Regions from separate parts of the Homo sapiens genome. Here region 2 is linked to region 1. A link is an interaction called in ENCODE POLR2A ChIA-PET data of the cell type or tissue named here. Cell type or tissue: PC-9. All regions are shown on one strand. Each heading gives the region's core, and the rest is flanking DNA. Links, peaks and the distances in the headings are about the cores only.

Region 1 (9,534 bases), core at 1,535-9,534:
GACCTTGGTTCACTGCAACCTCCACCTCCCAAGCTCGAGTGATCCTCCCACCTCAGCTTCCTGAGTAGCTGGGACTGCAGGTGTGCACCACCACACCCAGCTAATTTTTGTATTTTTTGTAGAGATGGGGTTCCCCCATGTTTCCCAGGCTGGTCTCAAACTCCTGAGCTCAAGCGATCTGCCTGCCTCAGCCTCCCAAAGTGCTGGGATTACAGGTGTGAGCCACTGTGCCCAGTCTAGGCAGAAGTTTCAAAATGGGGATAGGCCAGGAGCAGCAAGAAGGCAGTCAGCACCAAGCAGCTGCCAGCCAACACTTTCGCTACACTCCATCATTGCTCTGTCCTTGATGCCTGCTGGAGTCTGCCCTTGGCATTCGGTCTATATATAAATTCAAGCATATCAGGCCAAGGCCCCAAAGAAAAGAGAAAAATGATTTTTTTTTTACATGGCACATAGTAATAAATATGAGCATAGCCAATGGTCCTGCATTTGGATCTCTGCTCTACTCTCACTAGCTGCGTTACCCTGGGCAAGACACTTAACCTCTCTGAGCCTCATTTTCCACTTGGAATGACAATCCAGTGACACAGGGTGCATGTGCGGCACCTGGCCCAGGCCTGCCCCCGAGTGAGTGCCCAGAGAAGGCACTATTTTTGTGTGTGTGATCTTCTGTGTGTGCTGGTTGCCTGCCCCACACAGTACAGAGTGTTCGTCCTTTGCTGTCACTCAAGCAGCTGCCACAACCTCCGTCTTGTGCAAGGAATTTGTATTCTCTCCAACTTTGCACATTGCTCAGGCATTGTAAATTCATTGATTTCTGTCCTTTCCCCAGAGGACTTCAAACTCATTTGTAGGACGGTCCTTGTTCCTTGTGTTTGGAAGGGCTGACTGAGTCATGGGGATGGAATCTATTTCTTTTTAATAACTTACATTGCTTCCCCCCTTAGTACAAAAGCAGTAACATGCTCGGTGTGGTTCACACAAATAAGCAAAGGAAAACTACTGATAATCCTGCCATGCGGAAATAATCACTGTTAAGATTTTAGTTCTTATCCTTACAGCATTTTTTTTTTAGAAAAAAAGAATACACATAATGGTTTTCTACAAATATGGGATCGTACTACACATGCTATTATCACCATTTATTCAGGTAATGAGATATTGTGAACATCTTTCTGTTTCTCATCTGCATCATGTCGAATGGCTTACTTGTCTTCTATTATACCATGCTTTAGTCGGGCAATTCCCTGTTTTTGTACATTGAGGTTCTTTCTAATTATTTGCCGTTAAGCTACAATGAAGAGTCTCCTGGCTAAATATTTGCCCACAATCATGATTATCTTCTCAGGATAAATTCTTAGAAATAGAATTGCTGGGTCAAGTTTTTTGACTGATGTTGTTGAATGGGTCTTCCCGCCAGCAGTGTTTGAAACGATCATTTCCCATATCTTGGCTCATGCCGGATATTATAATGATTAAAAAAAAAAAACTTTGTGAATTTAATAAGTAAAAGGACATCTAGTGATTTTTATTTTGCCAATCTGTTGTTACAGAGCTTCAAGAAGCAGATGCAGGTATAAAATGGGCCGGAGAAAGATGCAGAGGTAGGGAGGGGAGTGTGGTGGGTACCCATAGTCCCTTCAGTACGAAAGATTTACCACCTCAGATGCTGGACGTGCTGTTGGCCTCTTCAGGGATTGGCCAGGCTGAAGAGAACTGCCCTGCCCTGTCTGCCCACTTCCTAGGCAGCAGCCTCCAGCGAGTGATCAAAAGAGACTACAGTCTGGGTGCGGTGGCTCACGCCTGTAATCCCAGCACTTTGGGAGAACAAGGCAGGCAGATCACTTGAGTCCAGGAATTCAAGACCAGCCTGGGTAACATGGTGAAACCCCGTCTCTACCAAAAGAAAAAAAAAAAAACTCAAAAAGAAAAAGAGGCTATAAATGGCCCTGGTCACCCAGATCAGGACAGCTCTGAACGGCCATGCTTCAGAACTAACCAGGGTCAGCGGAAGCCTTTGTTGAAACTGCATCTATGGCCAGATGCAGTGGCTCACACCTGTAATCCCAGCACTTTGGGAGGCCGAGGCGGGTGGATCACAAGATCAGGAGTTTGAGACCAGCCTGGCCAACATAGTGAAACCCTGTCTCTACTAAAAATACCAAAACTAGCCAGACGTGGTGGTGGGAGCCTGTAGTCCCAGCTACTCGGGAGACTAAGGTGGGAAAATCACCTGAATCCAGGAGGCAGAGGTTACAGTGAGCCAAGATCATGCCATTGCACTCCAGCCTGGGTGACAGAGCAAGACTCCGTCTCAAAAACAACAACAAAAACAAAAACACAAAGAACACATCTACATCTTGGTCTGACTTCTTTTTTTTTTTTGAAATGGAGTCTCACTCTGTCGCCCAGGCAAGAGGGCAGTGGTGTGATGTCAGCTCACTGCAGCCTCTGCCTCCCAGGTTCAAGCAATTCTCCTGTCTCAGTTTCCCAAGTAGCTGGGATTACAGGTGCCCCCCCCCCCACCACCATGCCCAGCTAATTTTTCGTATTTTTAGTAGAGACGGGGTTTCACCATTTGGCCAGGCTGGTCTCAAACTCCTGACCTCAGATGATCCATCTGCCTCGGCCTCCCAAAGTGTTGGGATTACAGGGATGAGCCACCACGCCCAGCCAGTCTGACTTCTTCTGCTGGTCCTGTTTCTTTTCCTTGGTCTACACTAGCCCCCAGTGGAGTCCACTCCCCAGGGAACCCAGCCTGTGGTTAGGAAGCATCCTTGTGTCTACCTGGGACAAGCTCAACGTGTGCTTGGTGTACAAACCTAGAATGTTCTGAGAGCTGGGCCTTCCTTCTTTGGGCCACCATGACAACACAGAGGTAAAATGTTTTAAGCCCTGGCAGGCAGCCCTGGGGTGCCAGAAGCTTCTAGGGTACCCTCTGGCTGGGTTATTTAAGCAGTCAGCTGGGTGGAGATTTACTATACAGAGTTTACTTCCCTTGACACCCCTCCTAGATAACAACACCCTCAGAAACAACAAGAATTATGGCTGCCATTGTGCAGTATCATGGGGGTTATTTATTTTACAGATAAAGGAACTGGCTGAGAGAGGGTAAGTAACTTGTCTGAGTTCGCACAGCCGGTGAGTGGTGGGGCTTGAAGTCTAACCCAGGACTGTCCATTCTAAAATCAATGCTCTTGGCTGGCCACGGTGGCTCATGCAGGTAATCTCAGCACTTCGGGAGGCTAAGGTGGGTGGATTGCCTGGGCAACGTGGTGAAACCCCATCTCTATTAAAATACAAAAAATAATCTGGGCATGGTAGCACACACCTGTAATCCCAGCTACTTGGGAGGCTGAGGCACAAGAATCATTTGAACCCGGGAGGCAGAAGTTGCAGTGAGCCGAGACGGTGCCACTGCACTCCAGCCTAGGAGACTGAGTGAGACCCTGTCTCAAAAAAAAAAAAAAAAAAAAAAAAAGATAAAAGAAACAAAGCGCATGTAACGTTACTCTTCAAACCAGAGTCACTCTCCATAAATTATCAGTTTGATTTTCTTCATAGCCCTAACCTGAGCTGAAATTCTTTTTTTTTTTACTTTTTGTAGAGACAGGGTCTCATGTTGCCCAGGCTAGTCTCAAACTCCTAGGCTCAAGCGATCCTCCCGCCTTGGCCTCCCAAAGTGTTGGGATTACAGGCATGAGCCACTGCGCCCAGCTTAAGAGATATTTTTGAGCACAAGAGAGAAGCTAGGGAAATGACATTAACTCCAGTACTCTTAGGAGAGTGGTCCTGCTTGCTCAGAGTTATGTGGGATCAGAGACTTTCTGGAACTCACTTTCCAAGGTACCCAAGTATTTAACTTTTCCTAACACCTGTGCTGGGGAGCAAGTGGGAAGCCCTTGAGGCTTTCTGACTTTAAAGACTGTCCCAGCTTTTGCCTCCAGGAAATGCCTCAGGCTAAGCTTGGGAGGGAGGAGAACTGTTTTCTAGTTATAAACAGCTTCTTGGTGCCAATTGGAGGAGGGTGTTAATCCTACCTCTTCCCACCTGCATGGCAGTCCCATCCAGGGAGCTCTGGGGCGGGGGGGTGGGGAGGCAGCTCTCATTTGGCAGTGCCACCGAGGGACAAGTCCTCATTGGCATCTGAGGAGGGAGTCCTGGGCCACAAAGCAGAGGGGTTCCAGGCCTGGAGCCAGAGCTGGTGGCTCACGTTTCTTAGCTCTCTGTATTCACTCTCTATCTGGGAAACCCCCTTTTAATTTATGTACCCCACCTTATAAAAATAATACACGGTTGATGCAGAAAAGTTAGAAATCTAGAAAATACAATGGCAAAGAAAAATAACGGTGGGATACAGTGACTCATGCTTGTAATCCTAGCACTTTGGGAGGCCAAGGTAGAAGCATCACTTGAGGCCAGGAGTTCAAGACCAGCCTTGGCAACATAGCAAGACCCCCATCTCTTAAAAACAAACAAAAAATAGGCTGGATGGGCACGGTGGCTTATGCCTGTAATCCCAGCACTTTGGGAGGCCAAGGTGGGCAGATCACCTGAGATCAGGAGTTCGAGAACAGCCTGGCCAACATGGTGAAACCCGATCTCTACTACAAAATAAAAAAATTAGTCAGGCATGGTGGTGGGTGCCTGTAATCCCAGCTACTCGGGAGGCTGAGGCAGAACTGCTGGAACCCGGGAAGTGGAGGTTGCAGTGAGCCGAGATCACGCCACCGCACTCTAGCCTGGGTAACAGAGCAAGACTGGGCACAATGACTCACTCTTGTAATCTCAGCACTTTGGGAGGCTGAGGCAGGAGGATCACTTGAAGCCAGGAGTTCAAAACCAGCCTGGTCAACATAGTGAGACTCCATCTCTATAAAAGAAAAATTTTTAAATTAGCTGGGTGTGGTGGCAGGCAACTATAGTCCCAGCTACTGGAGAGGCTGAGGCAAGGAGATCCTTTGAGCCCAGGAGTTGGAGGCTGCAATGAGCCATGATTGTGCCATTATACTTTGGCCTGGGTAATAGAGTAAGACCCTGCCTCAAAAAAAAAAAAGACTTCTTAATAAAACTAACTTTAATTCTTTATGCATTTTTGTTTGTTTGTTTGTTTGTTTTCAGATGGTGTCTCGCTCTGTCACCCAGGCTGGAGTGCAGTGGCACGATCTCGGCTCACTGCAACCTCTGCCTCCCAGATTTAAGCGATTCTCCTGTCTCAGCCTCCTGAGTAGCTGGGACTACAGGCAGACACCACCACGCCCAGCTAATTTTTGTATTTTTAGTAGAGACAGGGTTTCACCATGTTGGCCAGGCTGGTCTCGAACTCCTGACCTCAAGTGATCCACCCGCCTCAGCCTCCCAAAGTGCTGGGATTACAGGCGTGAGCCACTGTGCCTGGCCCCTGCTTTATTGTTTACCAGAATGTTGCCCTCAAATAATTGGGAACAATTTAATATAAGTTGCAATCTTCAACCCCCAGAGTCATTCTCTATGTGATGCTGAAATCATTCATAAACATCTGAGACCAGGGATAGTGCCTCACGCCTATTTTCCTAGTGTTTTGGGAGGCCAAGGAGGGAGGATCACTGGAGGCCGGGAGTTTAAGAGCCTTCTGGGTAATGGCAAGACCACGTCTCTGCAAAAAATTAGCTGGGCACAATGGCACACACCTGTACTCCCAGCAACTCAGGAGGCCGAGGCAGGAGGAGCCCAGGAGTTCAAAGCTGCAGTGAGCTATTATGGCGTCTCAAAAACAAAAGTCTTAGAATAGCCTCCGCTTTGGTTCAGGGCTCCTTTTTTTTTTTTTTTTTTTTTCTCAAAAAAAAAAAAAAAAGCACACACACAGAAAAAACAAAAAAACTTCTGAATAAAACTAACTTTAATTTTTTATGCGTTTTTTGTTTGTTTGTTTTTGAGATGGGGTCTCGCTCTGTTGCCCAGGCTGGAGTGCAGTGGCACAATCTCAGCTCACTGCAACCTCTGACTCCCAGGTTAAAGCGATTCTCCTGCCTCAGCCTCCCGAGTAGCTGGGATTACAGGCATGAGCCATCACACCCGGCTAATTTTTGTATTTTTAGTAGAGACAGGGTTTTGCCATGTTGCCCAGGCTGGTCTCGAACTCCTGACCTCAAGTGATTCACCTGCCTTGGCCTCTCAAAGTGTTGGGATTACAGGCGTGAGCCACCACGTCTGACCGCGCCTGGCCTGGTTTAGGTCTTGATTTGACCCCCAGAGCTATACTATCTTCAGCAGGTCATGATTTTTCTAGGCTTCAACTTCGTCTTCACAAAGATACACCTCAGGTAGGAAAAACTGGACAATTTCTAGGGTCTCTCCTACCTCTCCATGGGTTTCCTGACCTGAATCTTCCTCCATCAGAGAAGATTCTGGATAATCCAGCTCTGGCTGAATCACATCAGGCTGTAGGTGAAAGATGGCAGACGGGTGAGTCATTTACCTTACTAGGCCAGGCAGCCACCCCAGCTACAAAACAACTGCTCTATGCCTGCTCAGGGCTTCCCAGTGTTCTCCTCTGGCACTCCCAGCCAGGAGGCACGGTTTCCAGCCAGGCTGCAAGGTCTCTAACAGCCATCAGCTCTAACCAGGAGCCAGGCATCAGCCTCCTAGCTAGGCTCTCTGCTTTTATTCCCACCCACTTCCAATCTAATTGCCCCACAGTTCCCAGAGTGAGGTTTTTATATGACAGAGCTTGTTGCTCCCTTGCTTAAGACATTTTCAGTAGTAGCTACTCATTCTAATTTTGGTAAAATCCAGATTCTTTTTTTTTTTTTTTTTTTTTTTTGAGATGGAGTCTCACTCTATCGCCCAGGCTAGAGTGCAGTGGTGAGACCTCAGCTCACTACAACCTCTGCCTCCCAGGTTCAAACGATTCTCCTGCCTCACCCTCCCAAGTAGCTGGGGTTATAGGTGCACGCCACCACGCCCCCGCTAATTTTTGTATTTTTAGTAGAGACAGGGGTTTCACCATGTTGGCCAGGCTGGTCTTGAACTCCTGACCTCAAGTGATCCACCCACCTCGGCCTCCCAAAGTGCTGGGATTGCAGGCATGAACCACTGTGCCCGGCCCAGATTCTTCACTATGACTTACCAGGTCCTGAATGATCTGGTCTCGTGTATTCTCCACCTTCAACCTCATCTACCTGGCCTGTGAGCTCCTGCAACACAGCAAGTGCTTTCCCCATATGGGCCCTAAAACCTGCTACTTCCCCTGCTTTGCCTCTAACGCCCAACGTAAGTGGCTCATCTTTATCACCTATCGGTCTCAGCTCTTCTGAGGCTTCCCTAGACCAGCTGTCACCCTGGTTAATCCCTCCCTCTCCTTGCACTGCTTCCCAGAGCCTTTGGCTCAGTCTGTAATAATACAGGATGGCTTTTAGTGTCTTCCCCATAGGAGTTTAAGCCCCACATGCTATATTACCATCATATGTCCTGCTAGCACAGTGCCTCACAGTGGCCAGCCAAACACTTGCTGAATGAATGACCAGACGTTTCTCCAACTCCTCCTCTTCACATTCCTACTGCTCCAGCCTTCCAGCAGAATCGTCTGGTTTTCTGAGTCCTTAGCCTCCATGTCTCTCTGCCAACAGTTTCTTCCATGTGCCAGCATCTGTGACTGTGCTAACTGCATTACAGCTCGTCTATTTTTTTTTTTTTTTTTGAGATGGAGTCTTGCTCTGTTGCCCAGGCTGGAGTGCAGTGATGCGATCTCTGCTCATTGCAACCTCCGCCTCCCGGGTTCACGCCGTTCTCCTGCCTCAGCCTCCCGAGTAGCTGGGACTACAGGCGCCCGCCACCACGCCCGGCTAATGTTTTTGTATTTTTAGTAGAAATGGGGTTTCACCGTGTTAGCCAGGATGGTCTCAATCTCCTGACCTCGTGATCCACCCACCTCGGCCTCACAAAGTGCTGGGATTACAGGCGTGAGCCACCACGCCCGGCCTACAGCTCCTCTATTTTTAAAAATTTAATTTAAAAACATTTTTGGCTGGGCATGGTGGCTCACGCCTGTAATCCCAACACTTTGGGAAGCCAAGGCAGGAGGATGTCTTGAGTCCAGGAGTTCGAGACCAGCCTGGGCAACATGGCAAAACCCTACCTCTACAAAAAATACAAAAAAACTAGTGGGGAGTGGTGGCGCACACCTGTAGTCCCAGCTACCTGGGAGGCTGAGGTGGGAGGATTGTTTGCACCCAGGTCGAGGCTGCATTGAGCTGAGATCAGGCCATAGCATTCCATTCTGGATGACAGAGCAAGACAGTCTTGCTGTCTCCCAGGCTGGAGTGTAGTGGCGCAATCTCGGCTCACTGTAACCTCCACTTCCCGAGTTCAAGCAATTCTCCTGCCTCAGCCTCCCGAGTAGCTGGGATTACAAGCATATGCCACCACACTCGGCTAATTTTTGTATTTTTAGTAGAGATGGGGTTTCACCATGTTGGCCAGGCTGGTCTTGAGCTCCTGACCTTAAGTGATCCGCCTGCCTTGGCCTCCCAAAGTGCTGGGATTACAGGTGTGAGACACTATGCCCAGCCAAAAATTTTTAGAGACAGGGTCTCACTCTCCCCCAGGCAGGAGTGCAGTGGCACAATCATAACTCACTGTAACCTTAACTTCTTGGCTCAAGTAATCCTCCCACCTCAGCCTCCCAAGTAGCTGGGATTATAGGCTGGTGCCACCATGCTCAGGTAATTTTAAATTTTTTTGTAGAGGCAGGGTATCTCACTATGTTGCTTAGACTGGTCTTAAACTGTTGGCCTCAAGCAATCCTCCCACCTCAGCCTCCTAAAGTGCTGGGATTACAGGCCTGCAACTCCTTTAATACTCCCAAAAATCCCACACAGTATGTTCTACTACCCCATTTTACAGATAAGGAAACCGGAGTTCAGCAAGTTCAAGTGCCTTGCCCTTGTGTATTAGTCCATTTTCACGCTGCTGATAAAGACATACCCGAGACTGGGTAATTTATAAAAAGAGGTTTAATGCATTCGCATTTCCACATGGCTGAGGAGGCCTCACAATCATGGTGGAAGGCGAAAGGCCCGTCTTACATGGCAGCAGGCAAGAGAATCAGAGCCAAGCAAAAGGGGAAACCCCTTATAAAATCATCAGATCTCGTGAGACTTATTCACTATCACGAGAACAGTGTGGGGGAACCGCTCCCATGATTCAATTATCTCCCACCGAGTCCCTCCCACAACACATGGGCACTATGGGAGCTACAATTCAAAACGAGATTTGGGTGGGGACACAGCCAAACCATATCACCTTGGTTCCCATAGCTAGAATCAGTGGAGTAAGGATTCAAACCCACCAACTAAGCACTTTTATGAACTGAACTCATCAGAGTGGAACTGTGGCAGGAGGCTGTGACCCAGAGAGGTATGACTGCTTACCAAAAGATACTCAGTAATAGGCAGAATACACCAAGCTTGTCCAACCCGTGGCCTGCAGGCTGCACGCAGCCCAGGATGGCTTTGAATGAGGCCCAAACACAAATTCTTCAACTTTATTAAAACA
Region 2 (17,242 bases), core at 1-8,000, 210 kb before region 1:
TAAGGCTGCAGTGAGCCGAGACTGTGCTAACGCACTCCAGCCTGGACAACAGAGTGAAACTCCGTCTCCAAAAAACAAAGTGAAAGAAAAAAAAACTAGTGTTGATTTTACAAATTATTTCTAACAGAAACTTGTTCTACATTTTTTTGAAGGTCACAATTCCATCTGCTTATGTATAAACTGCAGGGCTTTTTCCTTACCCTACAAATTGTTCTCCTAGTAGCATACAACTGGAATTTGGTCCAGTAAGAGGAAAAGGACTCATGCAGAGGGGAAACATTCTGCTGATTTGCAAGGTGAGCATCTAACACTCAAAACCAATTTGCTCCAAGCACAGGTGCAGCAACCGCCTAGGATTTTCATACTACTTACAGGGATTTTAGAAGCAGCAGATTGAGAAGCAGTCTATTAAATTACAAACACATACACACACACACACACACACACACACACACACACACACAAACAAACTTTTAAACGTTCATGAATTCCACTTGAACACTTGTTTATAATTTATCTAAGCTTCAAAGAACTATGTCTGTAAATATATAATAATTTGGGAAAAGCACAGAATAGGAGCAATGTATACCTTAAATGCTACACATAAACTCTACTACAGAGATTCTTTACCACAGGAACTGGAACTTGATATTCAGTGAATGTGTGAATTAAAGTAATGATGTTTACGGTATCAAAACCTACAGACACATTTTACTCAATGTGCTGTGAAATTAAAAGAGAATATATGATATCAGGTAGCTATTTAAAACTTGATGGTAAATCATTTTCTGAAGTGCTAAGTATTTTGATTTAAGCATACAAAATGATGAACTGGGGCATGCCACAACATATGCTGGTATGTCTGGGCTTTGATGGTTTAAATGTGTTTGATATAGATAAAATAACATTTAAAGAGAGCCTCCTGATCTAACATTTTATTGAAATACACATATTTTATTGAAATACTTATTTGCTAAGGGAAGGAAAGAGGGAGGGGCAACACCACTACCAACTGTCTGATCTCCATCCAGGACCCGATGCAGGAAGAATCCTTGTTTCCTAAGTACCTCCAGGTTTCAGGTTTCAGGAATCTCTTAGCACTAGCTGTGATGAAATTAATTTATTTTTATGGAGGAGTTCTAGTCTCTCTCAATCTGAAATTTTTTTTTTTTTTTTTTTTTTTTTTTTTTAATGAGACAGAGTCTCGCTCTGTCACCCAGGCTGGAGTGCAATGGCACGATCTCGGCTCACTGCAAGCTCCACCTCCCGGGTTCACGCCATTCTCCTGACTCAGCCTCCTGAGTAGCTGGGACTACAGGTGCCTGCCACCACGTCCGGCTAATTTTTTGTATTTTTGGTAGAGACGGGGTTTCACCGTGTTAGCCAGGATGGTCTTGCTCTCCTGACCTCGTGATCCTCCTGCCTCGGCCTCCCAAAGTGCTGGGATTACAGGCGTGAGCCACCGCGCCCGGCCTCAATCTGAAATTTTTAAAGTCACTGCAATGCCAAAATACTTTTACACCATCATTTTTCTGTACAAAGCCATTACCTTGGGTGTTTTTTTTTTTTTCCTTTTTTTTTTTGACAGAGTCTCCCTCTGTCATCCAGGCTGGAGTGCAGTGGCGTGATCTCAGCTCATTGCAACCTCCGCCTCCTGGGTTCAAGTGATTCTCCTACCTCAGCTTCCTGAGTAGCACATGCCACCATGCCCAGCTAATTTCTGTATTTTTAGTAGAGATGGGGTTTCACCATTTTGGCCAGGCTGGTTTCGAACTCACAACCTCAGGTGAACTGCCTGCCTCAGCCTCCCAAAGTGCTGAGATTACAGGCGTGCATCACTGCACCCGGCCTACCCTGGGCTTTTTAAGTAACATGTAGGCTCTATGCCTTAGAGGGTTATGATGCTAACAGAAAAAAAACACTTTCAGATTAAGAAAATTGATCAAAAGAAAGAACAGTGGCAAGTTTCCTTAAGCATTATCTCTCAATCACAATGGGGGATCAACAATTCCAGTCAACAACCTACTCACACAGCTATCCTTAGAGACAATTAAGCCACAGCCTATTCACACAGAAGTGTACTGTTTTAAAATGAGCTTTAAACACCAAAGGGGGAAAAGGTTCTAATGCCCACTTCAAACCCACATTAACTTCAATTCATTTAATATTTACTGAATATTGTGGCACCAGGAGACATGCTGGATCTTGAAGACACAAAAACAATTAACCAAAAATTACAACCTATTTGGTAAATGTTATAAAAGAATGTACAAGATAAAGACAAAGCAAAGAAAGAGTGTAGTTAACTGTCACAGAGGGAACTGGGACTAAGAAAGGCTTCACAGGAGAAGTTATCACCTGAACTGAATTTTGACAGATGAACAGAAGTTCCTGGGCCGAAAAGAGAACACAGAGGTGTGAGGTATGGCTGAATAGTACAAAGAGGCTGCTTTTACAAGTAAAAATGTGATAATGGGGAAAGGAGGGAAGCTGTGATCCTTGGTCCCTGCCACGTTGTCAGACAGCTTCATGTCATGCTAAACAATCTGATCTTCATCATAGAAGTAGTGAAGAAACACTGAAGGGCTTTAAGCTGATGAATGACATGATCAGTTTCTTTCTTTCTTTCTTTCCTGCTTGCTTTCCAGCAGACCTTATTCCCAAATAGTTCTAAAATAGTCTCTGAAACACTTGGCCATCAACCAATAAACTGATAAATACAGGATGATATGAGAAAATGCAATGATATGAAACTATCATTCTCACATGCAATTTAATTATAATTTAATTCCAGCAATTCAAACACTGAAAGAACACAAAGTTAAATTGGGCAGTTCTACTAAACACTACTATCATTACTTCCACAGTAGCTGGTGGGGAATTCTCAGTTGCTGGGATTTTATAGGTGTTTCCCCCCTTTCCCCTCCCCATCACGACTACTCAAATCCAAGTGGACCCTTCTGAACAGAGTGCTACATAGTATGAAAGAACAGCATTGCCTCTTTCCTTAATGAATCTGGTGTGTATCTTTAGCTGATAGACAGAAAACTGATGTAACTGCTATAATCATGGCCCAAATCTAGAAGCCAGAAGGGATTCAGGCCAAAACTGCTCCTGGACATAAATGCTTAACTACAAAGAAGAATGATAATAAGAAGTAAAAAATGTCAACTACCAAAAAAAAAATGACAGCCACTGAGTCTTTTTTTAATTGCTGAGTAAAACGAATGAACAAGATTTCAAAGAATCCCAAAATGAAGCCAAAACACAGTCTGCATGGAATTACAGTCCTGAGCTGTTTTAACGTGTCATAATACACTTCTCTGTGCTGGAAGTGGAGTGTAGAAAGCCACAACACTGGCAAGTAAAGAAGGAAGAAGGCATTTGCTGTAAGTACATGAATTTTCAAGCCTTTATTCGTTTCATTTAAGGCTAATGATAGCAGAGCACTGGAAGAACCAGTTCACTGAGAGGACATTCATAACTGAAAAGGGTAAATGTACTCTTGAGAATCAAGAGGCTTCCTTTTCTTCAGTAATACATAGTCCATTATGCAAATCAACATTATACTTAACATCTACACTTATACCACCAAGGAGTCATTAGAGTAACCTCATGCTGTAATGAGAGTCTGCAGTGAGCTCAAAGTGCATCTCATCTTTTGACATTAAGGCCAAGGGAATTATCTCAACTGAGGCAGTTGGTAACTACTAAAGATTGCAGAATAAAAGCCCATTCAGCCTTTATACCTTTATAAAGCTTAATGATACAGCATTACCTAATGCAAATCATTCACTGTTAAACTAAACAATGGACACCTCAGCTGACAACTACACACATCATTTTAAATCAAGCATAAGAGCTGCTTGCTGATCTAGTGTGTTTTGTTGTTGTTGTTTGTTTGTTTTTGAGATGGAGTCTTGCTCTGGTCACCCAGGCTGGAGTGCAGTGGCGTGATCTTGGCTCACTGCCAGCTCCACCTCCCGGGTTCATGCCATTCTCCTGACTCAGCCTCCTGAGTAGCTGGGACTACAGGCACCTGCCACCACGCCCGGCTAATTTTTTGTATTTTTAGTAGAAATGGGGTTTCACCGTGTTAGCCAGGATGGTCTCGATCTCCTGACCTCGTGATCTGCCTGCCTTGGCCTCCCAAAGTGCTGGGATTACAGGCGTGAGCCACCGCGCCTGGCCAAGCCAGTGTTCCTTGAGTGCTAAATTAAGTGAGAAAAGCAGAGCACATAATGCTTTCTCTCCCAATTCTGTATGCCTCTCCTCTCTTTGAGAGCATTAAGTTTTTTGACTTACTTTCTCCATTTACCTTAGAGGGAGAACAGCTGGTAATCACTTACATTAACAAGAGACTCCTTGAACTTGATGTGAAGTCTGTAATTGGAAAGGGCAATGATGGCATCCTCGGCACGGCCCACAAACTCTGTGCTCTCTCCATGAAGTTCAAGGAAAGGAACCTTCGAAATGAAAGAAACCCTTCAGAGTTCTGAAGCAGTTAAAAAAAAAAAAGCTTCAAACATCAGTTGGCTGAATGGATGGTAAATCCTCTGCCACTGAAGTTGAAAACACAGCACATAAGTAGATAAGGAAGCTAAAGAGGATGGGTTTATACCCACCTAATTCAAATATATCTAGTTATTCAAATTCTGAACTACTAAAGGAATGATACAGAGAAGATCATCTTAAACAGTGGATTCTCAGGAAATAAGTCTTGCTAAAATGAGATGTTTTCCAGCTTGCATTTCTACTACATGTATGTTATATATATATATAATATAGTACGTTACACTTAAATCCATTAACTCTGCTATACAGTTAATGCTAAATAAATATTTTACATTTAAAAGTGGCCTATAATTACCTGAAGATTCTCATCCTCCCGGATCAGCTGCTTCCTGGGAAAGATCTGATTGGCCTGGATGCACTCAAGGCTGTGCCGAGTCTCTTCATCCTGGAAAAGTCCAAAACCTTAAAATAATTTCAAAGCTTCTAATCATTCATATTTGGTTTTTCTGCCATATCTGCTAGCATAATCACAATGAAAGTACAAAGACCAAGGTGAACAGGCAGAAAAGCTCAAGGAAACAATATTGATCTTAAAAAGTTTTTCTATCCAATACATTAGTTACATCTAGTCTGAAAACACATTGATGCAAAAAAAATGTCAAAGAGGTTAGAATATTTCTATTAGGCACTAACAGCTTCTTAATACTTTTTTTTCTTTTTTTGAGACAGAATCTCACTATCACCCAGGCAGTGGTGCACTGGTAGTGTAGTGCACAGGTAGTGCGGTGGTGTAATCTTGGCTCGCCGCAACCTCTGCCTCCTGGGTTCAGGCGATTCTCCTGCCTCAGCCTCCTGAGTAGCTGGGACTACAGGTGCGTGCCATAACGCCTGGCTACTATTTTTGTAGAGACGGGGTTTTGCCATGTTGGTCAGGCTGGTCTCCAACTCCTGGCCTCAGGTGATCCAGCTGCCTCAGCCTCCCAAAGTGCTGCGATAACAGACATGAGCCACTGTGCCCAGCCCCACACTACTTTTAAGAGAAACCAAGATATAATGCTTTTTTCTCTTTAAGTTACGATCTTAAATTATTTGAGAGATACATACTGAAATATTTAAAAATGAAAGGTGACATTTGAAATTTGCTTCAAAATAACTGGGGCAAGAGTAAGGAAGAAGCGGGACATAAGTGAAACAGGACTATCTATGAATTAGTAATTCATGAAACTGGGTGAGAGTTCATTATCTCTACCATTGTGTCTACTCTGGTTATATGTGAAATTTTCATAATAGAAAGCTTGAAAACAATTTCTAAGAAAAAGTAAGCTTAAGAACTGAATTTCCCAAGTTGAAAATATATGAAAGACTATCCTTCATTTACTCTGCCTTATATTACAAAATAGATTTCTGTTAAGACAATTTCAAAAGAGGAAGCAATAAATTCTCATCTAGATGACATGTAAATTACAATTTGTATTAAAAAGTAATATTTTGCATTATGAATTTTTATGGTATAGGAAGACATGAGAGAAATGTCATCTATCACAAAGCCTGACTAAATTATAATAGAATCTGTTTACACAGCACTTTTCTTTTTTAAGTCAGGGTTTTGCTCTGTCACCCATGTTGGAGTGCAGCAGCACAATCACAGCTAATTGTAACCTCCAACTCCGGGGCTCAAGTGATCCTCCAGCCTCAGCCTCCCAGGTAGCTGGGACCACAGGCGCCCACCACCATGCCAGGCTAATTTTTTTTATTTTCAGTAGAGACAAGGTCTCGTTATGTTGTCCAGGTTGGTTTCAAACTCCTGGGCTCAAGTAATCCTCCCACCTTAGCCTCCCAAAGTTCTGGGATTACAGGTGTGAGCCACCAAGACTGGCCCCACACAGCAATTTTTAAAAGAGCAAAAGCCACATCATGTTCAACTGACAGCATTAAGAATTATAACCAGTGGTTACTGGTTGCTTCTGTGTACACTACTTAACACAATTCCAATAATTTTGTAAGTCTTCCCCCAAAAAGAGTTTTTCTTCTTATCTATAAACAACACTTAAGGTTTTACTAACAGCAACCATAATCATAAACTGGTAATACTCTACACTAGCATGATTCTCAAAATGAAGTCCACAGACTCTGAGATGCTTACAGGGGCCCTGCGAGGTCAAAACCTTCCCAATAATATTACGGTATTATTGCCTTTCTTCACTGTATTGACATCTATACTAATAGTGCAAAAAAACCTGGTAGGTAAAACTGCTGGTACCTTAGCACAATTGAGACAGTGGTGCCAATTTCATAAGAATGACCTTGATAAAGCAAGGAAATATTATAAATTCTATTTATTAAATCCTGACCCTTAAGTAGAAGTCTTTTTTACAGAGGAAATACAAGTAAAACACCTCTGATGTATGGTGCAATATTACGGTGTCACAAAGTAAAGCACTTGTGCAAATGCTTCAATTAAGAGATGAACTAGCCATTTTTTTTCATTGAGTATCATTCTTAATTGGAAGAACAACTGATGGAAAAACTATGGTAATGCAGACTTGGACATTTGGCAGGTCTTTTTTCCAAAAGACACTATTAGGAAAAAAACAAACAGTAACAACAAAAGATAGTATTAGTTGTCAATAATAAAGCTTTTGTGCAAAGATTAGATTTTGGAAAACCTCTCATCTCCCACCATGAACTTTATAGCTTCCTAGTACTTACAACTTTTATCTTTAAAGTGAAGGTATTACCAAGTGTGATTTAAAAAAAAAAAAAAAACACACACTATAATAAAATGTCAACTTTTGAAGATCTGCCTCAATCAACGAACCCATTATTTTCCTAATGACCAATGCATGTTACAAAATCATATGTGGATAAAAGATTCACTCAAAGTACAAGACAGACTAATGGTTTTAATGTAATATAATACAAAAAGTTCACTGATATGGTTTCAGATTCTACACTGCAACTAACCTTTAAAGAACCACCACTGGCCAGGTACACGGCTCATGCCTGTAATCTCAGCACTTTGGGGGGCTACAGTGGGCAGATCGCTTGAGCCCAGGAGTTCAAGCCCAGCCTGGGCAACATGGTGAGACACCATCTCTACAAAAAATAGAGAAACTAGATGGGCACAGTGGCGCATGCCTGTAGTCCCAGATACTTAAGAGGCTGAGGTGGGAGGATCACCTGCACCTGAGGTGCACTGTAGCGGCTACAGTGAGCTGTGATTGCGCCACTACGGTCAAGCCTGGGCAATAGAGCAAGACCTTGTGTCAAAAACAAAAAAACACATCACTTGTCAAGTTTTGGTTTGGTATTAAAGAAAAATATAAATTATCTGGGAAAACTTAAAATACTCTTCCTTTTTTTAACTACTTTTCTAACCACGTATCTGCCTGAGGCTGCATTTTCTTTATATATTTCAAAGAAAACATTGTAACGGACTGAATGCCGAAGTAGATATGAGAATTTACCTGTCATCTATTAAGCCAAATATTAAAGAGATTTGCAAAAATGTTAACACTAAAACTATCTTTGGATGAGGAAAAATATTTTTCATCAAAAAATGTTATTTATGCTACTATATAATTGGTTTGTTGTTACTTTTAAATGAATTTATGAGCATTTTAAAGATTTCTCAGTTTTATTTTCTAATATGGTATAAACAGACATAACCCACATAAACAAACCCTCTTGGGGGTACCTCAATAATTTAAGAAGTAAAAAGAGGTCTGGAAACCATCAGAGCTGCTTCTCTACTATACTCTAATACTAAATACCAATTAAAGCTGCTTCACTCCAAAAGCCAGGCTTTTCCTAAAACCATTCTCCTAGTGCTAATCTATGAAAGGTGAGCCATGATTGCACCACTGCTCTCCAACCCGGGCGACAGAGTGAGATCCTGTCTCCAAAAAAAGAGACCAAATGAAAGATGTGAAGAATCTTCAATTTAGGGAGATTTTTCTCATAAACCAATATGGGATAGTAAGGAAATGCTATGTAAACATGGAGGGGAGCAAAAATCTTACATAAAAGTATACTTTTAACATAACTTCTCAGCATCACATTAACTTTTTACCTCACATAAACTCATAAGGCCTAGACTTTTATTCTGTGTAAGGTCATTTTACAGAGGTACCCATTATTAATCTTTAAGTGATTCCTTGACCTAGTTTTCTGCTGACTTTTAGCACAGAACTGAAGTAATGTAGCAGGCTTGTAAAGAACAAAAAGAAACCATTTACCTACTCACTCTTGCTGGCACACTCACCAGGGTGCTAATCCAGACCAATATGTATCACCAAAGTAGCTACTGAAAACTGAAAATGCATGATTTTCAACATAAAACAACTGAGAATTAGGCCAGCAAGGCAAGAATATGAAGTACTTATTTTTCATAATCAAACAAATGTTCTTTTTAAAAGCTATTGTCTCAATTCACATTACCTGTAAAGCTTCAGAACTTTTCTCCCCTTGTACACAAAAATGCATTTAATCCCCAAGGACGTAACATTAGGATTCATTGAATCTAGGGGACTGGTGATCCCATGTGGCTGAACAGTTGAATTTAGCAGTTGAATTAGCCTGAATTTATTATAGTTTCTGTGAGTTTCATAGGTGAGGAAGGCCAAACTTGAGATGGTTAATAAGGTGAGAAGTTGGAAGAAGATAAATTGGGAAACGCTGGTCTGGTAACAGTTTTGGAAACAAACGTATCCTAGCTATAAGCAGTAACTTATTAGAGAGATGTATTCCATGTCATTAATTTCCTGGTACTGCTGAGGAACACCAGGCATTGTGGCATCTGGCACTTCGTAGTCTCCATCCACCTCCATAAAGTCAGTGGGGTCATCTACAAAATACTGAAAAAGGGCCAGTCACCACAGTTCCAGGCTAGTTTCTGCTATTGGCTAAATTATGCAGCTAAGAGAGGAAAGTACATGCTTCAGAGCAGAAGTCAACCATAGAGATAAATATTTAAAGTACATGGGAAGGGCCGGGTGCGGTGACTCATGCCTGTAATCTCAGCACTTTGGGAGGCTGAGGCAGATGGATCACCTGAGGTCAGGAGTTCGAGACCAGCCTGACCAACATGGTGAAATCCCGTCCCTACTAAAATACAAAAATTAGCTGGGCGTGGTGGCAAGCGCCTGTAATCTCAGCTACTCAGGAGGCTGAGGCAGGAGAATCGCTTGTACCCAGGAGGCGGAGGTTGCAGTGAGCCAAGATCACGCCATTGCATTCCAGCCTGGGCAACAAGAGTGAAACTCCATTTCAAAAAAATAAAGTACATGGGAAGGAGAGACTGATGACCAGTCAATTAATCCTACTAACTGAATTCATATCTAGTGTTCGTGTTTGCAAAGCGTAGAAGTGAAAATAATTATCAGTCCTACTGTCATTTCCAGTCATATTCGTAAGACTGGTATTAGAAGACAAACAATACATTTCCCTTGATAAAATGCTTGGGATTATTGCCAAAAGGGTAGGGGTAAAAGAGGTCAAATGAAACAAGAATAGTCATGAATTTATGATTACTGCAGCTGAATGATGTTCATATGAGTGCACTGTACTTTTCTCTCTGCATAGGCTTGAGATTTTCCACAAAACATGAAAATATATTTTGCTAATGCTTAACCTCTCAAAGACAGACTCCAATCTCGTTTAAGAACCTTTAAGAGTATAAAAGACAAGGGAAAAATGTCACTCTCAAATTAGTACAGCGGTTTACAGTTAAAAACAAAAAGAATGTTCAATGCTCCTGAATTGTCTACACAAAAACTAAGGATTAAGGACATACACTCTAAATGCTATTATACAGTATATAATTAAAATCAATGGTTCAACAACTTGCAGAATGTTATACAGCTAGTAAAATGATCATTAGGAATCCAAGGAATCAACATGGGAGAATGTTTAATTCATTAAGTGAAATAAGCAAAATAGAAACTTAATTATTTTATCATTCTAACTATATAAAACATACATATGAGACATGAACTAGTTAGAAAGGAATATAACCAATGGGGCACAGCAGCTCATGCCTGTGATCCCAGCACTTTGGGAGACTGAGGCAGGCACATCACCTGAGGTCAGGAGTTCGAGACCAGCCTGGCCAACATGGCGAAACCCCGTCTCTACTGAAAATACAAAAATTAGCTAAGCATGGTGGCAGGTGCCTGTAATTCTAGCTACTTGAGAGGCCGAGGCACAAGAATCGCTTGAACCCAGTAGGTGGAGGTTGCAGTGAGCCGAGATCGCACCACTGCACTCCAGCCTGGGCAACAGAGCAAGACTCTGTCTCAAGAAAAAAGAAAACGGAATACAACCATGGGTTCTGGTGGTAGAGTTATAAATGAGAATTTGTAAAAACTTGTAACAATGCTACTTTATGAGAAACTAAACAAAAACAAAAGATACATACATGGCCATGCTACTCCCCAACTAGTACACACAGAATCAACTCCCAAGCGTTGTCTAAAGCATCAGGCCAGGGAAAACACCAGGAAGACTTTCTGCTAGGCACCATGGAGAACCCAGCAGCACCAGGAAGAGGACCACACTGTTACTAGCCGTGTGGTATACAATGAAGGACAAACCCTCAATACAGAACAGAGCTGCTTTCATAAGCCCATCATTTGTTATTCATTAGCACTGGCTGAAATACTAGACAAGCACTTTTTCAATTCATTGAAAACTCTGTGGGAAAACCAATAAAATAAAATATAATCAAGAAAATAACAGGAAAAGTTCATCAATGTTTAGGTATAAGATAAATCATAAAGTTGTAATGCCCACAAACTAAGAAAAAATTGGCATGCCTTTAAGATAAGGGCAGTTACCTTTCTCTTCCTTTTAATATGACATTTCTGCACAACTAGTTTTTTTGTTTTACTTTTTCTAATTTTGAAAAGCATTTTCCATACGTCCCTAATGAAGCTTGAAATTAATGTAGCCTTTTCAATTCCTTCTCTGTGCATCAGCATAAAACAGTTTGGATCTAGGAAACATCACAAGGTAGAAGAAGGACAATATTACAGAGGACCATTTCTTTTTTAAGCCTTGAAGCACTGTTTACATTTCCTCAGGATTGATGAAAATGTGGCTGGCTTGTTGCTCCATCTTCTCTGCTTGAGCTGGGCCCGAAATGGCCCGTAAGTCATTAAATTGTCCATTAAATTCTCTTTCTGGTTAAAGATACAGGAGGGGGTGTGCAGGGCTGCTCCACCTACTATGGGATCAAAATACTGCCTTAAAGAGACAAAACAGGGAAGGTAGGGAATTGCTTCTATAAATTCATAAAGCATATATACTATGTGAAGTAATACATATGTTAATCAGCTTGATTTAGCCATTCCACAAGGTATATATGTATTTCAAAACATTATGCTGTACACAATATATATGTAATTTGTCAATTTAAAAAAATTTTTAAGTAAATATGCAGATTACCATCTTACAATTTGTCTACACACAAACACACACACACAGTTTTCACTACACGCTACTTCCTAGAAAAGGAATTAAAAACCTGGAGTCCGAGAACTGTATGTTTTAGTCTTGATTCCATTTACTTGCTGACTGAAAAATAAGAGACAACATCTAGCTCACAGGATTAAAGTTAACAGAAATGAAACTGCTCTGTATATTGGAGTACTCTATTACTACTAAGTAAACAAGAAAAGAAAAGACACAAGAGATCTGGGAAAGAAAAAGAAATAATTTCTTACAAAAACAAAAATGGGTAAGTATGAATTTATTAGTGTTCACTTAATTGTCAGGACACAGGGTTTTTTGTTTTTTTTTTTACTCTTATTTCCTTGTACTTACCATGACAAGAGGCCCAGATTAGGAGGAGAAATCCCCGTCCCTTCTTCAGTGTCCAACAAGGCTCTCTTCTTTCCCTTATGGTGAAGTCTGGGGGTGGGGGGGAAGAGGGGGAAGAAGAAAAAAAAAAGAGGAGGGGAGGCAAAATTGGCAATAGTTTTTCCCCTAATCGGCCATATCCTCACAAAGGTATTGTATATACACAGGCCTAAGAAGCTGATCAGAGTCAGCCAAGAAAAAGTTGATTATCACCCAGCCAATTCCCACTAGTCAAATCCCAATTTGACAGTTCCTTTGTAAAACTCCTGTTAGTCTTAACCTGTTTCTGCAAAAACAGTATCAAAGGCTAACATTCCTAATGTTCGTAGTAAAACAAAAAATATCATAAAACTTGGATGAATAAAGCAACAATTAAAATCAACCTACAGGCCAGGCAAGGTGGCTTAATGCCTATAATCCCAGCACTTTCGAAGGCTGAGGCAGATAGCCTGAGCTCAGAAGTTTGAGACCAGCCTGGGCAACAGAGTGAAACTCTGTCTCAAAAAAAAAAAAAAAAAAAAAAAAAAAAGCTGGTCATGGCAGCACATGCCTGTAGTCCCAGTTACTCAGGAGGATGAGGTGGGAGGATCAACTGAGCCTGGAAGGTTGGGGCTGTAGTATGCTGTGATTACACCACTGCACTCTAGTCTGGGCAACAGAGCAAGACTCTGTCTCAAAAAAATAAATAACATCAACCTGCAAATGCAAAATCATTATTCTTGTAGTATTTTAGGATGTTTTTGTGGTTATCTCTAAATTCAAAATGGATCCCCCATCTGAGGAAACCAAACTGACTTACGAGCAAAATAGGAAAAATAAATTTGCCTTATTACCCAAATATTCTATGCTCTTCTAAAAACTTACAATCTGTACTAATACCTTTACCTGGTTTTATAAGAACAAAAAAGGGGGAAAGAATATCCAACTAGAAACCCAAAAATAGGCTTATACAAAGAGTAAGTAAGTTGCTCTTTTCTTTGAACAGTCTCATGCAAAACCAACATTTCTAGTTTGCTAAGCTTCTGTAACACAGGATATTTCAGGGAGTCTGGGCTTCAATGTGCAGCATAAAACTCTTTTAAGGGCAATGTAAGCAAGGGAACAAGAGAACATAAAAGCAGTAGCAAGGCCCAGATTGTGTTGAGGCATTTTGAGCAGAGGAATGGTAGGAGATGACTTACTCTAAAGAATCATTTTGGCCGGGTGTGGTGGCTCACGCCTGTAATCCCAGCATTCTGGGAGGCCAAGGCAGGCAGATCACGAGGTCAGGAGTTCGAGACCAGCCTGGCCAACATAGTGAAACCCCATCTCTACTAAAAATACAAAAAATTAGCAGGGCATGGGGGTGTGTGCCTGTAGTCCCAGCTACTCGGGAGGCTAAGACAGGAGAATAACGTGAACCTGGGAGGCAGAGGTTGCAGTGAGCCGAGATCACGCCATTGCACATCCAGCCCAGGTGACAGTGTGAGACTCAGTCTCAAAAAAAAACCAAAAAAACAAAAAAAAGAATCATTTTGGCTGTTGGGTAGAGAACAGTCAAGGCTACTGGGGGTAAGGGGCAAAAGAAGACCAATTAGAAAGCGTCATTAACCCCAGCAAGAGACAATATAGCAATGAAAAGGTAGTAGAGATAGAAGTGGTGGGATGTTACTGATTCTGGATATACTTTGAAAATACTGCCCATAGGATTTGAGTGGATTAATTAAATAGGATAGAAAAAGAGAAGTCAAGCTTTTTGTGTCAGCAACCGGAAGCAAGGATTTTCTATTTATTGATGAAGAGCATTGTAAGAAAAATCTATTCTTCTCGTGCCATGCAGAGACAGCTCAACGGACAAGGAACAAGAAATTAAAGTTTCCATTTTAGACACATTATGTTTGAAAACCTATCACATATCCAAACAAAGATGCCAAGTAAAGTGCTAGTTAAACCAGACTAGAGATCAAGAAGATGGAGCCTAGAGATATAAACATAAATGTGGGAGACATCAGTGTGTGAATGGCATTAAAGCCAAATGCAGGAGCAAGTATAAATGGAGAGGCTAAGATGACTAAGGACAGGGGTTTTGGGTGCACCATTTTTTAGAGGCTGGAAGGATGAGGAAGAACCTTATGGTTCAGTAACAGACCAAGTTGGAGTCATCATTCTTAACCACTCTTCAAACCAAGCCAAACTTTTGTGATTTGGCCTAGCTCAAGAACTGAAACTAATGTAAAATTATCTCATTTATTCATTCTTTTCAATAAATATTTATTCAATATTTTCTACACTCCATGCACTGTTGTAGACTTTGGGGACACCACTGTGAACAGAAATTCATGGAACTTGATTTTATTGTTGGTCTTTCTCATTAGAAACAAAGAAACAGATAACTAATGTTAAGCAGTAGGCAACTGCTGCAAAGAAAATTAAGCAGAGTTTGGTGATGGTGTAACAGAAATGCTACTTTAGATAGGAAGGTAAAGATGTGCAAAAAGGCACTTATTGGAATTAAAAAGGAGAAGGGCAAAGGCAGAGAAAATTTGAGGGTATGAACTTATTAAAAGAACGGGATACTGTTATAAAGAACCTTTTCAAAAAAGAAACATACTGAATTACTTTTAAAAAACTGTCCTAATATTACACAAAAGATATTTGTGTTTTAGAATAAAATTTCTAAAGATAGCATCATTGACACATTCAAACTGCTGTATCTTAAACAATTTAAATGGAAGTGAATTTAATGCATTTTGCAAAACTATTAAATAACAAAATATAACTCCAGTGAGGAAGATACTAATGTCAGATGTAGATGGAATGTGAAGGTGAAACCCCCATACACTGCCGGCAGGAATGTAAAGTGGTACAACCTCTGAGGAAAAGTGTGGCAGTTCCCAAAAAAGTTTAGAGTCATCATATGTCCCATCAGTTCCACTCCTGGGTATATACCTAAGAGAACTGACAAGGTATGTCCACATAAAAACTTCTACACAAATTTTCGTAACAGCATTATTCATGATGGCCAAAAGTGCAAACAACCCAAATATGCATCAATCAATGAATGGACAAACAAAATGTGAATGGATAAACAAACAAAAAATACACACACACACACACACACACACACACAGTATATATAATGGAGTTATCCAGCAATAAAATGGAATAAAATACTGATACATGACACACATAGATGAAAACATTATGCTAAATGAGAGAACCTGGGGCACAAAAGGCCATATATTGTGTGATTCCATTTGTATGAGATGTCCAGAAAAGGTAAATCCACAGAGACAGAAAGTAGATTAGTGGTTGCCAGGAGCCAGGTTGAGGGAAGAATAGGGAGTGACTGCTAATGGGTACAAGGTACCTTTGCAGGGTGATGAAATGTTTGGAATTAGGTAATGGTAATGGTTCTACAGCTTTATGACTATACTAAAAACCACTGAATTGTATACTTTAAAAGGGTGGATTTTATGTGATATGACTTATAGCTCAAAAAAAAAAAAATACAGAAGCCATGTGCAGTGGCTCACTCTTATAATCCTAGCAATTTGGGAGGCCAGGACAGGAAGACAGCTTGAGCCCCAGAGTTCAACGCCAGCCTGGGCAACATAGCAAGACTGTCTCTACTGAAAAAAAAAAAAAATTAGGTGGTTGTGCACACCTGTAGTCCTAGCCACTTGGGAGGCTGATGTGGAAGGATCCCTTGAGCTCAGGAGTTCAAGGCTGCAGTGAGCTTATGCTACTGCACTCCAGCCTGAGTGACAGAGCAAGACCTTGTCTCTAAAAAACATGCGCGCGCGCGCGCATGCACACACACACACACACACACACACACACACACACACACAACAGAGGTGAAGAGTAACAATATAATCAAACTCTTCATAAGATAAAAATAAACGCTGCAAAAAAGTTACAGTATCAACCCAGCAGCAATGAGCATTCTAAGCCCCTAGACTGTGGTCCCTAAAGACTAATTCCCACTTCAAAAGAAGATGGGGCACCTGAAAGAAAATATAACCAATTCCAGGTCTAGAAAAGAAAATGTACAATTTGATTCTGAAACATCATATTAAACTGGAATGTAAGAAACATATAAAAGACTACTGAGGGTAAGTCAGAAATAATTGGGAGTCAATTTGAAGAGACTCACTAGCTAAAAATGAAATAATTTGAGCAAAATGGTTAAATGCAATGGATTGGGTTTCAGGATGTTTAAATATGAGTTCATAAAGAAACATTCTCTCTCTCACACACACACAGAGACAGACACACACACACACACACACACACACACACACACACACACACACACGCACACCCCTACAGGTCACCAGTGGAAGATGTTAAGGAACTAACCTTTTATTTTTGAAAACTAGCAAGTAAGGGGAAAGAATCAAGTATCTATCCCGCCTTTCTTACACAAAATGAACTAGTATAGAATGAAGTAGTTGATGAGGGAAGAATTCTACCTAATATACAAAGAAAAGAATTTGATAATACTATTTTACAACTGCTAATGAAATACAAGATGCAAATAATAATCTAGTCTATGGAAAACTACAGGAAAATAACCCCTATTCTTTAAATAGCAAGACAAAAGACCGACATAGAAGGGAAACCTACAGAATTAAGAGAGACTTAAGTGACCATGTCAACCAACTGCAATATATAGATCTTATTTGGATTCTTATTCAAAGTATAAGCTGAGACATCTATTAGGGAAATCTGACCACATACTAAATATCTGATGATATTAAGGAGTTATTAATTTTCTATATAATTGACAATGTTACTGTGGTTATAGGTTTTTGTGTGTGGTGATGGGTTTTTAAAAAGAATTTATCTTTTAACTATAAAATACATAAAGTTATATACCAAG

The links. ChIA-PET counts read pairs that join two places held together with the same protein. Peaks named below come from ENCODE experiments on the same cell type or tissue, not always from the same donor. Only the 100,000 strongest peaks of a DNase experiment are listed, where the experiment ranks them.
Region 2: POLR2A ChIA-PET joins it to region 1 with 21 read pairs; 2 of 35 experiments call an interaction of 5 or more read pairs at or near these places.

Annotation. Positions count from the first base shown.
Region 1 is chr22:29,770,389-29,779,922 of GRCh38, reverse strand. UQCR10 (ubiquinol-cytochrome c reductase, complex III subunit X) reads right to left here. Exons shown (of 2, transcript NM_013387.4): 2 at 9,510-9,534. Among named protein-coding and RNA genes, the nearest start is that of UQCR10, 7.8 kb to the right of the region's middle. In PC-9, for the core only: a CTCF peak has its summit at 7,434; DNase peaks (open chromatin) are centred at 6,442 and 7,452; H3K27ac peaks cover 3,630 bases.
Region 2 is chr22:29,966,160-29,983,401 of GRCh38, reverse strand. It overlaps MTMR3 (myotubularin related protein 3), which reads right to left. Exons shown (of 20, transcript NM_021090.4): 3 at 12,340-12,426; 4 at 4,871-4,960; 5 at 4,350-4,466. The coding sequence starts at 12,342. Among named protein-coding and RNA genes, the nearest start is that of MIR6818, 32 kb to the left of the region's middle. RefSeq lists an enhancer at 3,623-3,672. In PC-9, for the core only: no CTCF peak of the experiment used is centred there; a DNase peak (open chromatin) is centred at 3,865; H3K27ac peaks cover 1,700 bases.